Linked DNA regions of Homo sapiens: all the other regions are linked to region 3. Evidence: chromatin contacts called from ENCODE Hi-C or POLR2A ChIA-PET data. All regions are on one chromosome and are shown on one strand. The core of a region is the stretch at or near the end of the contact, and the rest is flanking DNA. Distances in the headings are between cores, read along the strand shown. Region 1 holds the start of H1-5 (H1.5 linker histone, cluster member). Region 2 holds the start of H2AC17 (H2A clustered histone 17). Region 3 holds the start of LINC01623 (long intergenic non-protein coding RNA 1623). Region 4 holds the start of ZSCAN16-AS1 (ZSCAN16 antisense RNA 1).

Evidence for each region. A loop is a pair of places that touch in the nucleus more often than their neighbours do. ChIA-PET counts read pairs that join two places held with the same protein, here RNA polymerase II (POLR2A). Pooled maps may share reads with other maps.
Region 1: a pooled map shows a loop between it and region 3 (8-fold over the local background). The contact joins the promoter of H1-5 here to the promoter of LINC01623 in region 3. A Hi-C loop is called at or near these places in 7 of 50 pooled maps. POLR2A ChIA-PET finds 5 or more read pairs at or near these places in 16 of 52 experiments (CD4-positive, alpha-beta T cell, CD4-positive, alpha-beta memory T cell, CD8-positive, alpha-beta T cell and 12 more).
Region 2: a loop to region 3 is called in a map of A673, with 5 times the contacts of the local background. The contact joins the promoter of H2AC17 here to the promoter of LINC01623 in region 3. A Hi-C loop is called at or near these places in 9 of 168 maps with a recorded cell type or tissue (A673, CD4-positive, alpha-beta memory T cell, CD8-positive, alpha-beta T cell and 5 more), 11 of 37 single-sample maps with no recorded cell type and 21 of 50 pooled maps. POLR2A ChIA-PET finds 5 or more read pairs at or near these places in 25 of 52 experiments (A549, B cell, CD4-positive, alpha-beta T cell and 18 more).
Region 4: a map of naive thymus-derived CD4-positive, alpha-beta T cell shows a loop between it and region 3 (2.5-fold over the local background). The contact joins the promoter of ZSCAN16-AS1 here to the promoter of LINC01623 in region 3. A Hi-C loop is called at or near these places in 2 of 168 maps with a recorded cell type or tissue (breast epithelium and naive thymus-derived CD4-positive, alpha-beta T cell) and 7 of 50 pooled maps. POLR2A ChIA-PET finds 5 or more read pairs at or near these places in 1 of 52 experiments (activated T-cell).

What each region holds. Positions count from the first base shown.
Region 1 is chr6:27,866,230-27,869,549 of GRCh38, forward strand. H1-5 (H1.5 linker histone, cluster member) reads right to left here and starts at 1,359. Exons shown (of 1, transcript NM_005322.3): 1 at 563-1,359. The coding sequence starts at 1,300. The coding sequence ends at 620. RefSeq lists enhancers at 1,179-1,288, 1,549-1,618.
Region 2 is chr6:27,891,519-27,894,778 of GRCh38, forward strand. It overlaps H2AC17 (H2A clustered histone 17), which reads right to left and starts at 1,667. Exons shown (of 1, transcript NM_003514.2): 1 at 1,181-1,667. The coding sequence starts at 1,631. The coding sequence ends at 1,239. H2BC17 (H2B clustered histone 17) reads left to right here and starts at 1,907. Exons shown (of 1, transcript NM_003527.4): 1 at 1,907-2,373. The coding sequence starts at 1,945. The coding sequence ends at 2,325. RefSeq lists enhancers at 793-1,336, 941-990, 1,337-1,880, 1,901-2,140, 2,531-2,670.
Region 3 is chr6:28,862,368-28,865,402 of GRCh38, forward strand. LINC01623 (long intergenic non-protein coding RNA 1623) reads right to left here and starts at 1,310. Exons shown (of 2, transcript NR_033379.1): 1 at 917-1,310. TRA-AGC2-2 (tRNA-Ala (anticodon AGC) 2-2) reads right to left here and starts at 1,389; the gene lies at 1,318-1,389.
Region 4 is chr6:28,135,793-28,138,707 of GRCh38, forward strand. ZSCAN16-AS1 (ZSCAN16 antisense RNA 1) reads right to left here and starts at 1,524. Exons shown (of 2, transcript NR_103456.1): 1 at 953-1,524. RefSeq lists an enhancer at 1,695-1,884.

The DNA.
Region 1 (3,320 bases), core at 109-2,608, 1.0 Mb before region 3:
TGAGGCTGTAGTGAGCCGAGACCACGCCACTGCACGCCAGCCTGGGTGACAGCGAGAACCTGACTTGAGGAAAAAAAAATAATCCAGTACAGAATGACACGGTCATATCAAATTGGCATGTAATAGAGACCCCATCTTGAAACTTGCTACTATATTGTCTTGTGCGTTGATAGCATATTATATTAATGCCGAACACATTAGTGACGCCGAAGTAGCTGGTGCCTAAATGGCTTAAACGCGGAAAAACCACATACAGATGATGGAACAAAAACTGGCCAATCAGATTATAGAGCGGGCTTTTTAAAATATAAGAAGCTTCTTTGTAGCTAGGCGTCTGACAAAAAGCTTGACACCAACTTAACAAAAACCAACGGCTGGAATTCATACTCTAATAACAGACTGCATGGGTAAACTACGTGGGGAGTCCAACCAACACCCTGGACTCTTGCTTGCCTTGCGTTACTCGATTAGGGTTGAGGGAGAACTGCCCGAGATTTTTCGAATGCAAGGAATCTTGCTGCCTGATCTAACATGTTGTGCACAGCCATTTTTTAGAGGTCTCTGGGTGGCTCTGAAAAGAGCCTTTGGGGCTTTGTTGCGGTTTTCACACGCCAGCTTCCTACTTCTTTTTGGCAGCCGCCTTCTTGGCCTTTGCAGCTTTAGGTTTTGCTGCTTTGGGCTTAGCGGCTTTGGGCTTTGCCGCCTTCGGCTTAACTGCCTTGGGCTTGGCAGGACTCTTGGTTGCCTTTTTCGGTTTGGCAGCGGCCTTGGCCTTCTTAGGGCTCTTCGCCACCTTTTTGACGCCAGCCGCCGCGGGCTTCTTCGCCTTCTTCGGAGTCTTCTTCACTGCCTTTTTCGCCCCTGCAGCCTTCTTGGCCTTCTTAGGCGTGGCCCCCGCGGGCTTCTTAGCTTTAGCGGCGCCTGCCTTCTTGGCTTTGGGCTTGGCTTCCCCGGAGGCCGCCTTCTTGTTGAGTTTAAAGGAGCCAGAAGCACCAGTGCCCTTGGTCTGCACCAGGGTGCCCTTGCTCACCAAGCTCTTGAGGCCCAGCTTAATGCGGCTGTTATTCTTCTCCACGTCGTAGCCACCGGCCGCTAAGGCCTTCTTAAGGGCTGCCAAAGAAAGGCCATTGCGCTCCTTAGAAGCAGCCACAGCCTTGGTGATCAGCTCTGAGACTGGGGGCCCCGTCGCTTTGCGCTTAGCAGCGCCGGCGCCGGCAGCCTTCTTAGTTGCCTTCTTCTTAGCCGGGGATTTCTCCACCGGCGCTGGGGTGGCTGTCTCGGCAGGAGCGGTTTCCGACATGGTGGCAAGAAACTGCTAGAAGAGAATAAGCTCGAAATCTAAAGAGCAGGTTTTGCGTTGCTGCTATGCTCGGGCCCCGGGCTTATATAAGCCGGCGCTGCCCTGTGATTGGTGGAGCGTCCAATCCACCGCCCTCTGGCCGCCGCCGCTCGCGGTTGGACTCCCAAATTGTGTTTGTTAGTCCTCAAAATTTGATTAAATGCTTAAAACAATGGTACAGAATTTGGCACTTTGAAGCTCCAAAGGAGGAAAACAGCCTCCAGGTTCACATACTTGTTTGTGTTTTCAAGAATCTTGTGCAATTGATGAAAGATATTTTAAAAAATCCCTTCAGCTTTTCATAAGAATCCATTGGGCTGAGGGCATCATGTTAGTTAGTAGCGTGTCGCGATAAATTTCTACTAAGTATCCAGTGAAAGTTATTTTTAAAAATTTGCCCATGAGTTCATGCTTTGATTTTTGCAAGAGAAAAGACACTGGGTTCCTTGGTTTGGGCATGAAGTTTGTTTCTAACTGTAGCAAGTAACACAGGCACAGGACAGCTGGTTGCCTACAGCCCCAACTTAACCACATAGACTTGACTTTACAAACTGGTTCTGTGTCCTAGGAGTTTCCATGTGCTAATGTCTTTACAGAATGGGATTTTGCAGCTTGGAAGAGTTCCACAGTCAGAGTGACTTCTTCTGCATTGCAGCACCAGTAATACAAATCGCTTTGACTTAAGGATCTAACTACTCAGATTCACATTCAAACTTAAATGTGTTATGTTTTCTAATTAGAGTGTTTTCTCTTTTTAGTTCCTGGGCAAATCCATTAAAAAAGGGGAAGAAAAATAATATAGATAATTCAGTTTAGAGAAAACTCAAACTTGTGGAAAATTATTCAAGAGCTCCCAGTGATCCTCAAATGCACAAACTGTTTAGGTGGCCCAGGACACTGTCAGGTTTTCGAAATGTTCTCACTGCTCCCCCTGAATCTCCACCCACATTTAACAAGCTGCACCATCAGGAATACTCTCTTCTATGAGCAGCCAGGATACATCAATATGGGTATTTTTGTGTGTTTTAGCGCTAATATTTTAGAAGAATATCTGGCTATTGACTGTGAAAAGGTTGGATTGGATATTGAGCGACTTCACATTATAGAGGTTCAGAGGAACTCAGGAAAACATAGGCAAATACACTGAGGTTGAAATAAATGAAGTTTACAATTTATGGGAGGTGGAGGGGATTGGACAGGATGCCTGGATGATAAAAATGATCAAATGATGATTTGGATTCCTAATGAAATCAACAGTCACTTATTTCTCATTCTTGAAATGCTGTGCAAGAAAATTTAAAGTAGCCAATGCACTTCATCTTCTAAGAACTCCTGGAGAAGTTGGCAGACTATGGCCAAATCTGGACAATGGCTTTTTTCTGTATGGCCCTCAAGCTAAGAAGTGTCTTTATGTTTTAAAAGTATTGTTAAAAAAAAAAAAAACAAAAACAAAGGCTGGGCACGGTGGTTCATGTCTGTAATCTCAGCACTTGGGGACACTGGGATAGGTGGGTTGCTTGAGCTCAGGAGTTGGAGACCAGCTTGGGCAACTTGGTAAAACCCCATCTTTAATAAAAATACAAAACATTTTGCTGGATGTGGTGGCACATGCCTGTAGTCTCAGCTACTCGGGAGGCTGAGGTGGGAGGATCACTTGAATTCAGGGTGTCAAGGCTGCAGTGAGCAATGATAGCAGCACTGCACTCCAGCCAGGGCAATGGAGCAAGATCCTGTCTCGAAAAAGCAAACTAACTAAAAACTAAAGAGTGTGTGACAGAGACTATATATGGCCTTTAAACCCTAAGCTATTTATTACCTAGCCCTTTTGCTGTGTTATAAATTTCTCCACAGAGACACAGATATTGTATAGGCCTCTTACCGAACAATGCAAATTGAGAACTAAAGAAAAGGAGATCTTCATGAGCAAATGATCTAACCAAGCACTTTCCACTGTTCCAAACACAAAACTTAGAAGGTCCAG
Region 2 (3,260 bases), core at 417-2,916, 970 kb before region 3:
CATTCTCTAAAACACCAAAACTTTAGTTTTGTCCAGTGTGGTGTGGGGAAGGAGTTTGATAGGTGCTTGACTAAATGATACCAATAAATGGTATCTGACCTCTTCATTAACTGAGTTTAATGCAATCCAATGGCTGATTGGATTAATTATGTAAATTATTGCTTAATTTCATTAGCATGCGCGGAATTACAGGTTTGGGTCAGTGATTAGATTTTTGCCAGTGAATCTGGGTAGTTCTGACAACAGCATTTTATTAGGATGGAGATTTTAGTTGATCAAAGAACTACCAGGTTCTGGTATTGATAAAGACCCATAAAGACAACAAAAAGGTTAGTTTAACATTTATTATATTCACAGGAGCAAATGATCACCAGAAATACTTTTGTTTGGGTTTTGTTTTTCTTTTTTTGAGACGGGGTCTCGCTTTGTCACCCAGGCTGGAGTGCAGTGGCGAGGTCATGGCTCACTGAAATCTCAAATTCCTGGGACTCAAGTGTTCCTTCTGCTGTCAGTCCGCCAAATACAGGCGAGGGCCTCGCGCCTGGTATTTTTTTTCTTTCTTTTTTTTAGATGGAGTCTCGCTCTGTCGCCCAGGCTGGAGTGCAGTGGCGTGATCTCGGCTCACTGCAACCTCTGCCTCCTGGGTTCAAGCGATTCTCCTGCCTGTCTCCTTAGTAGCGCTCGCCACCACGCCCGGCTAATTTTTGTGTTTTTAGTAGGGACAGGGTTTCACCATGTTTGCCTGGGTGGTCTCGATCTCTTGACCTTGTGATACACCCTCCTCGGCCTCCCAAAGTGCTGGGATTACAGGCGTGAGCCACCGCGCCCAGTCATTTTTTTTTTAAGAGGCAGGGGTCTCGTTATCAGGGTGGTCTCGAACTCCAGGTCCCTAGAGATTTCTCCCCTCCCCACCCACCTGCCTCAGTTTCCCAAAATGCTAAGGACGCATAAACCACCGCGCCCGGCCCCAAGTTTTTTAAAGACCCAGGACAGTTTGTGGGGAGGGGACAATTAAGGAGGTTCCTTCATGTTATAAGGTAGCAGTTGGATAGTATTTACTAGGCCTGATTCAATACTTTTATTTTACCCAATAGGAAAGTAATGGCCTCAGTGCTTGAACTCGGCCACAAATTTCTGATAGGTTTGGAGAACAGAGTGCTCAGTTCTTCCGTAGAAATGGTGGGTGGCTCTGAAAAGAGCCTTTTGTCTTGTAAGTTTACATTTTTAAAGTTCAGCCCTTACTTGCCCTTAGCTTTGTGGTGGCTCTCAGTCTTCTTGGGGAGCAGTACGGCCTGGATGTTAGGCAGAACACCGCCCTGAGCGATGGTAACTTTACCAAGCAGCTTGTTGAGCTCCTCGTCGTTGCGGATGGCCAGCTGCAAGTGGCGCGGGATGATGCGGGTCTTTTTGTTGTCGCGGGCTGCGTTGCCCGCCAGCTCCAGGATCTCGGCAGTTAGGTACTCCAGCACCGCCGCCAGGTAAACCGGCGCGCCGGCCCCGACCCGCTCAGCGTAGTTGCCCTTGCGGAGCAGGCGGTGCACTCGTCCTACAGGAAATTGGAGCCCAGCTCTAGAGGAGCGGGTTTTGGCCTTGGCGCGAGCCTTGCCGCCCTGCTTGCCACGTCCAGACATGGTAAAACGACCTGTGGCCTAAGTCAGAAAGTGAGTGAAAGGAACCTACAGGGACGCGCATTTTATAGCAGCTGCTGGGCGCGAAAAAGAAGCTGGGCCATTGGCTAAGCTTGCAGCTTCCTCTTAATGCAAATGAGCTTTCTGAATATACGTGTTTTGATTGGACTATATTGATATTAACGTCATCTGAGTAACTTCCAATCAGACAGAAGAATTTCTCAATCTCATCTGCATATAGACTTGTAAATAAATAGGGCATAACCCAGCTTGTCCTCATTCTTGTTATTTGAGTGCTCTTTCACTCTCCTCCGCCATGCCCGACCCGGCTAAATCTGCTCCTGCCCCCAAAAAGGGCTCCAAGAAAGCCGTAACCAAGGCCCAGAAAAAGGACGGCAAGAAGCGCAAGCGCAGCCGCAAAGAGAGTTACTCTATCTACGTGTACAAGGTGCTGAAGCAAGTCCACCCCGACACCGGCATCTCATCGAAGGCCATGGGCATCATGAACTCCTTCGTCAATGACATCTTTGAGCGCATCGCTGGCGAGGCTTCCCGCCTGGCGCATTACAACAAGCGCTCGACCATCACCTCCAGGGAGATCCAGACGGCCGTGCGCCTGCTGCTGCCCGGGGAGCTGGCCAAGCACGCCGTGTCCGAGGGCACAAAGGCCGTCACCAAGTACACCAGCTCCAAGTGAGCTCTCGCAGCTGCCAGCAATCCAAAGGCTCTTTTCAGAGCCACTCACGCTTCCAGAGAAAGAGCCTGTGCATTTTGCTTGTAGTCTTTTGGGTGGACTCCGGCCGGCCTCCATTAGGAGGGAAGACGGCGGGAAAAGGTAAGCTAAGCTCCCTAGGCTTTTTGCGTGTGAGTATAGACGCTCCATCAGACAAATTTAGCTTGGGTTCTTAGATACCCTTGGGGAAAAAGGCTTGCAGTTGTGCTTTAAGCTATAATTACAAGTTTGCTTTCGGTTTTCGGTTACTCTTTCCTTTTGTGTTGTTTTTTTTTTTTTTTTTTAAATGGAGTCTTGGCTCTGTCGCCCAGGATAGAGTGCAGTGCCGCGATCTCGGCTCACTGTAAGCTCCGTCTCCCGGGTTCAACCAATTCTGCTTCGGCCTCCTAAGTAGCTGGGATTACAGGCGCCCGCCACCGTGCCCGACTAATTATTGCATTTTTAGTAGAGACGGAGTTTTACCGTCTTGACCAGGCTAGTCTCGAACTCCTGACTTCGTGATCCACCCATCTCGGCCTCCCAAAATGTTGGGATATCAGGCGTGAGCCATCGCGCGCGGCCGGGTTATTCTTTCAGTGCCTGTAACGTCCCCCTTCTTTGATTGGTCAACGCTCTATTTGAAAAGCCCGCCAAGGGCTGCAATTTGCCAGATAGTCTCATCCGGGTTGTTTTTCGAAGAGGTTCTCCCGGAATGGAAATGACCGTTATCTGCAGGAGTGCATCGGACTCTGGCGCCAAGAGCTGGAAGCTGTGAATTAACCGTCCCTCTTACTGCAGTTGTACGGATCCTGGGTGACATTGACTTACCGGTGTCCATTTTCCATACACTTTAGAGAATAGGCATCTCGTCTGGCATCGCTGCAGATATGTTAGGGTGGGTTGAAATTATTGGTGTCAAA
Region 3 (3,035 bases), core at 60-2,559:
CTTGCCTCGGTCTCTCCTTCGGCATTATGCTCCTCAATCGAATTCTTTCCTTCTCCTGAGGAGGCAAGAATTAATGTTGCTGCAGACTCCTTACAGATAACTGCCACCGCTAATATGTTGAGATGTTCACACATGCATGTGTGAGGCCCTTCAAAATGTGAGCTGCGGTTAGAATTGGGAAGAGAAGGGAGTGGGGATATGTATCTTTGTTTTCTGATTGCCTTCCATATCTTTTAAAACTAGCTAAGTGCTGCTTCAAGTCAGCCAGATACGAAGGCTTCAATTTATTTAACACAATAAAGAACTTCTATTTGGATCCAAAGCTTACATTATGCTTTAATAAAAGTTACCCTAATAAAGTCAGAAACAATAACAATGAGTCAAAGAAATGCATACAAAGTAGGCCAGGCGTGGTGGCTCACGCCTGGAATCCCGGCACTTTAGGAGGCAGAGGCGGGTGGATCGTGGATCACTTGAGTTCAGGAGTTCGAGACCAGCCTGGCCAACATGGTGAAACCCCCGTTTCCACTAAAAAAAAAAAAATTAGCCGGGCATGGTGGTGCATCATGCCTGTAATTCCAGCTACTCGGGAGGCTAAGGCAGGAGAATCACTTGCATCTGGGAGGCACAGCTTGCACGTGAACCGAGATGGTGCCATTGCACTCTGCACTCCAGCCTGGGAGACAGAGTGAGACTCTTGTCTCCAAAAAAAAAAAAAAAAAAAGCCTACAAAAAGCTTACAAAGTCTAAAATCGGACGAACAAGAGGACACCTGATGGGGGAAAAGAAAAGAGATTGCGATGGGAAGAGAGTGGTGGGGAAATCCGTGGGACAGTTTTCCTATTTTCTGGGTCTGTCCCTTGACCAAGGAACAGCTCAAAAAAGAAAGGATCTAAAATAAATTGTAAAAAATTACCTGTGGTTTCGCATTTGTTTTCTGTCTTTTTCTTTCTTGCTTGATCTTCGATAATACTGGGAAATGTAACCAATGTGATTGGGCTTGTTAATTTGGTGCCTTGCTTGTTTTTCGGGTTTTGGAATTCTGCCAGTCTGTGCTTCCGCGGCCTCTTTCATTTTGTCTTTCATCTCTTGACACAGCCACCCAGGGTGGTGTCAAAGCCTTAGAGCAGAAATGCATCAATATTGAAAGCAAAACGGAGCTTGTTTTCCTTGGTTTCCATGTGAATTTGAAGAATTGAGAGAGAATGAAAGTGCCACAAAAACAAAAGAAAAAAAATTGAGGCGAGTCGTGGACATGATAGACATGATTTTGCAAACAAGGCACATCTAGGAGAAAAGGCGGGAGAAAAATGAAGCTGGAGGTGCCGGGGATTGAACCCGGGGCCTCGTGCATGCTAAGCACGCGCTCTACCACTGAGCTACACCCCCCAACGCTCAACGTGGGCCAAAATATTTCTATGACCTGTTACTATTATCGGTCGTGCCAAGAAGCATATTTTGTCGAACTTAATTTTGAATTCGCTATACTGGATATTGTTTCCTGACTGCGCTGAGAGAAGGAAAACTGAATGTTATATCGAAAGTCCCGTGCTGGGCCTGGGATCTCCCGCTGCAGGTCACCCTCTCGGACGGCCGCTCGACAACCACCTATCGGGGTTTATAAGGGAGCCGTCCTGCCTGGCCGCCCCCCAGAGAAAGGTCTGTGATGGGGTGATTCTGCTTGGAAAGGTTGCCAGGAAACCGCGAGCATAACGCAGAAAGATAAAACGAAAGCCCTAAACGCCGCCGTGGGAATTTAAGTCCAAGGGGCAGAGAAAACAGGAGGGGAATTGCAGATCGGCTTGTCCCGGTCGTAGTTACTGCCCCTGCAGGTTCCCGCGCCCAGCCTCGGGATGGAGAACCTGGCACGCTACGTTTCGCGGGCTCTGAGACTCGGGTGGTGAGAGTCGCCGAGATGCGCACTGGGAAGAGAAAAGAGCCAGGACGCACCTGCATTTATGGCGCCATCGCCCGGGCGGAATCCTCCACGGAATAAAAAGTATGCAGAAGCAAGGCGATTTATGACTGCATAAACCCTCCGTGCTCCTGGAGAGTTCTTAGACCTCTCCACTCCTTGGCACAACTGACCTCTCCACTCTTCGACAAACTGGCAAGCGCTTGCCGCCGTTCGCCAAACCTTGGTACGACAGTCAATCCAGAAATGAGCTTCTGGAACAAATCCTAAATCCTTTTTTGTCTGTCTTCTTCTGATTCGCTCTCATCCTTAAGGGACCTGTTTCTCCTTCAAAACCTGAAAACATCTAACCTATAGTACCAACCCCAGATCCAGGCCTGGCCTTCCTGACCAGTCAAAGCCAGTTGGACTGTGCGCCTAGAAGTGGACAGACATGCGAAATGCCATACTGTATACGTACAATGCATAGGCCAAAGGCGACCCTATGACCCAGAGATTAGAAAGACTCGGACGTCTTTTGACTGGGTTCAGGTCACACTACTCCCAAAATACGACACCTCGGCATTTGAGAAAACAGCAGAAGCAGAAACGTTTTTCTCTGGGCCCTTGTTCCGTGAAGCGGGCCATGAAAGCTACCTGATCTTCCAATTAAAGTAGGTGATAAGACCGTCAATTCAGAGGGGAGAAAATGTACTTGGAGGAAATAAACGAAGACACAGAGATGCCAAAGAGAACCTGAATAAACAGGCTTTGCTAAGTTCACCCCAGTTTATAACCATTAGATCATACCCCCTTTTATCCAATTATACTGCTATGGGACTATCCACTTCATCAAACCTAAGCATAAAAATATAGGAAGTCCTCACTTATTGTCAGTTGGTTTTTGGAAACTATTACTTTAAGCAAAATAAAACTAATTCTACCATAGACTAGACTAATTGATTTAAGAGTTAATTTTCTTGGCAAATGTCTGATCACAAAAACACCAAATTTCTAAATAAGGACTCCAAACACTTCTAACACTAAATATTGAAAAAAATATGAGCTGCACCTCAAGTTAAGATCAGCAAAAACGACATGATTGATTTATTTTTGGTGAATCAGTGACTGCAATTCTAGT
Region 4 (2,915 bases), core at 274-2,773, 730 kb before region 3:
AAGAGAAACAAACAGACTTAACGTACATTTTGGAGATGAAAATATAATCTTGCTCATTGTTGTAGATTCCTAAATTCTGCTTGAAAAGATGTTTCTGTATTAGGTTAAACAAATGAAATCCCTGTTTTTGTGGGTCAAAATGGTTAAATACCAGAAATGTAAAATGATTTAACCTAATAGAAACAAATAACGACAGAGAAGAATCAGAGGAATGATACAGGAGAAGGGACGTTGAAATGGGGCTTATTTATTAAAATGAAAATTTTTATTGTTCTCCTTAAATCTCTGTGGAAGCCACCCTTATCAAAAAAAAAAAAAAAAACCCTTTGTTGAAAGGCAAATTGCCAACAAACCCGATGAGATTCAGAACACTGCTGCAATAACATATCTCTGTAGAAACTTATACTTCCATCTGGATAGCAAATTTCCTAAGCTGATAAAACCAGGTTATCAATGAAAGGCCAGAGTACAGAATTTAAAGGAAGAATGCCTGGGTATGAATCTTTGTTCTGCCAGTTACTAGTTATATGACCTTGGCTAATACATTTTTCTCTCTGTGCCTCAGGTTCCCCATCTGTAAAACAGTATTATAATGATATCTACCTCATAAAGTAGGAATTAAATGAGTGACCAAATGTGAAGGGTTTAGAACAGTGGCTGGCCCATAATGTTAAAGTCTTAGCCCCTAACAGCGCACTTAGATCTTTTTGTTAGCATTAAATTCAGCATTTTCTTCCTATCAAAGCTGCTTAAATCAGTTAACTGGCATTTGATCTTCGTGGGCTCATTGTATTGTTGCTGTTGTGTATCTTTTTAAATAATACTCGTAATCTTAACAATTAGCATAATTTTGAACCGCTCCCTAATACCTAACCCCAATCCCAAACCGGACGGTCGAGCCTATCCACCGGCAGAGAACACCACCCAATCTCGCCCTCACTCTGACACTCACCGGCCAGACCTTTTCTTCCGTCCGTTTTCTGCCTCTGGCCCAGGGCCCAGCTCACGTAGCGTTTTCGGGGGCTGTTTGGGAACCGTTAGCAACCGGAAGTGGCTAGAGGTCGCGAGAGAACTGAAAAAGGGGACCGGCCTTTCCCGGCTGCCTAAGCACTTGGGTTCCGGCCTGGAAGGAGGCCCAGGGCTCCCACAAAGAGAAATAAGGGACCTATTTGGATGGATCCCAAGAAACACTGTCTGGCATCTGATTTGAACGAGGCTCGGCGCAGCCGGGCCCTTTTCGCAAAGTAGGCCCACTGCAGACCTGTGGGAACCTCCGGGATGCCTGGGGACCCGCATCTGCCGCTACCCGCAATTTCCTATCCCGACCCTCTCTGCAGTTGTCGACCCCGGCCGGCGGCTTTGAGCGTGGGGTCCCGCAGACCCTGGCACCTAGGGGGCCGAAGCCGAGGGATCTTGGGGTAGAAGAGCGGTCCTACAGAGCTGCCGCTTCGAAAGAGCCCCCAATCGACCGCTGATGGGGAATGGAGGATTTTGCTGTTTTATTGCAGCCCGCCCCCGGAGAAAGGCGGGCTCGGACGTTCTTGACTTTAGGATAGACTGGGGAGGGGTGCCGAGGAGCGTTCTTCCCTTTACGTCTCGCGGTCGCAGACTGTATTTGCTGGTGCCCTGCTCACTGTGATCTCGCAGGACCTTGCGGACTTACGGAGACGAAAAGTGGCCTACTTTGAGCTTCTCTGATCCTTAGGGGAAATGAGTGTCCAAAGAGAAATAGGTGCAGAGTGCCGGCACTAGAATTCTTTAAACCTGGATTCAAATTCTGACTCCACCACTCTCCAGTTAGGACTGAGGGCAATTTATTTTTAACTTCTCCAAGCCTCTGTTTACTCGTTTATGTAACTCAGGCTAATAACGTAGTGTCTATTTCATAGGGTGGCTTTGACTATTAAGTGTGAGAGTGCATGTAAGAACAGTCTAAGGGAATTTCCCTGCCTTTCCCCTTGTCTGCTGTCACTCTCATCCGTGTTAGACAAATGGAATTAATTAACCAACTTCCGCTTTTCTGAAGCACGGGTAAAGAGTGAAGTGCAGGACTTGGGTAAAGGAAAAACCAAGAAGGATGCAAAAGATGGATGGTCATTGTGAGATCCACAGAGGTGCTCATCCCAGCACTTTCACCTCACTTGGCATCTGTCACATGGTGGGTGCTTGATAAGTACATGGGTGAATGAGGACCTACCTAAGCAGAAGGAATTATTGAATAAGACTAGAATTGCAGGGAGAGGATGAATCAGATTGATTAGCTACTTGACAAAAAAAGGCAAACCACTCTTCCTGTCAGAAATGTATGGCACATCTGCATATTTCAAGGGCTGCCACTTACTGCAACTGGGAAGGAGATCTCAGAACCGACACCTCAACTATGGAAGCTTTAATCTATTGACAGCAAATGCAACATAGCAAGTAATATAAGACAGAATGTGATCAGTGCAAAATCGAATAATAAAGTCTTGAGAGGGGGTTATTAGAATAATAGACGAGTGTTTAGATTGAGTAGTGAGCAATGAGATAAGTCCTTTGACTTGGGGGTACAGGGGAATTATGACCAGGGGTATGGGATAGGGAGAAGGTCATTCTGGAAGGCAATAAAAGGCAGACAGGACGCTAGTGGTAGAAAAAAAGGAAAACACTTGTTTATCAATGTAAATCAATGGCGGAAGAATTACATATGACATATGCTATTGAGGAATACCTTTCAACCGTTCAAATGACAAAAGGAGTGTCAGAACAATATATATTCCATTTTTGTTGAAAAAATTTGTTTATATAGATATAATTTGTGGGGTATTTGTACAAGAAAAGGATGCACTCCAAACTTAACAGTGATTACCCCATATTGAAAATTGTGAAACTTTTACCCTACTTGCAAGCTAACAATTTAACTTGCCACAGTTTTA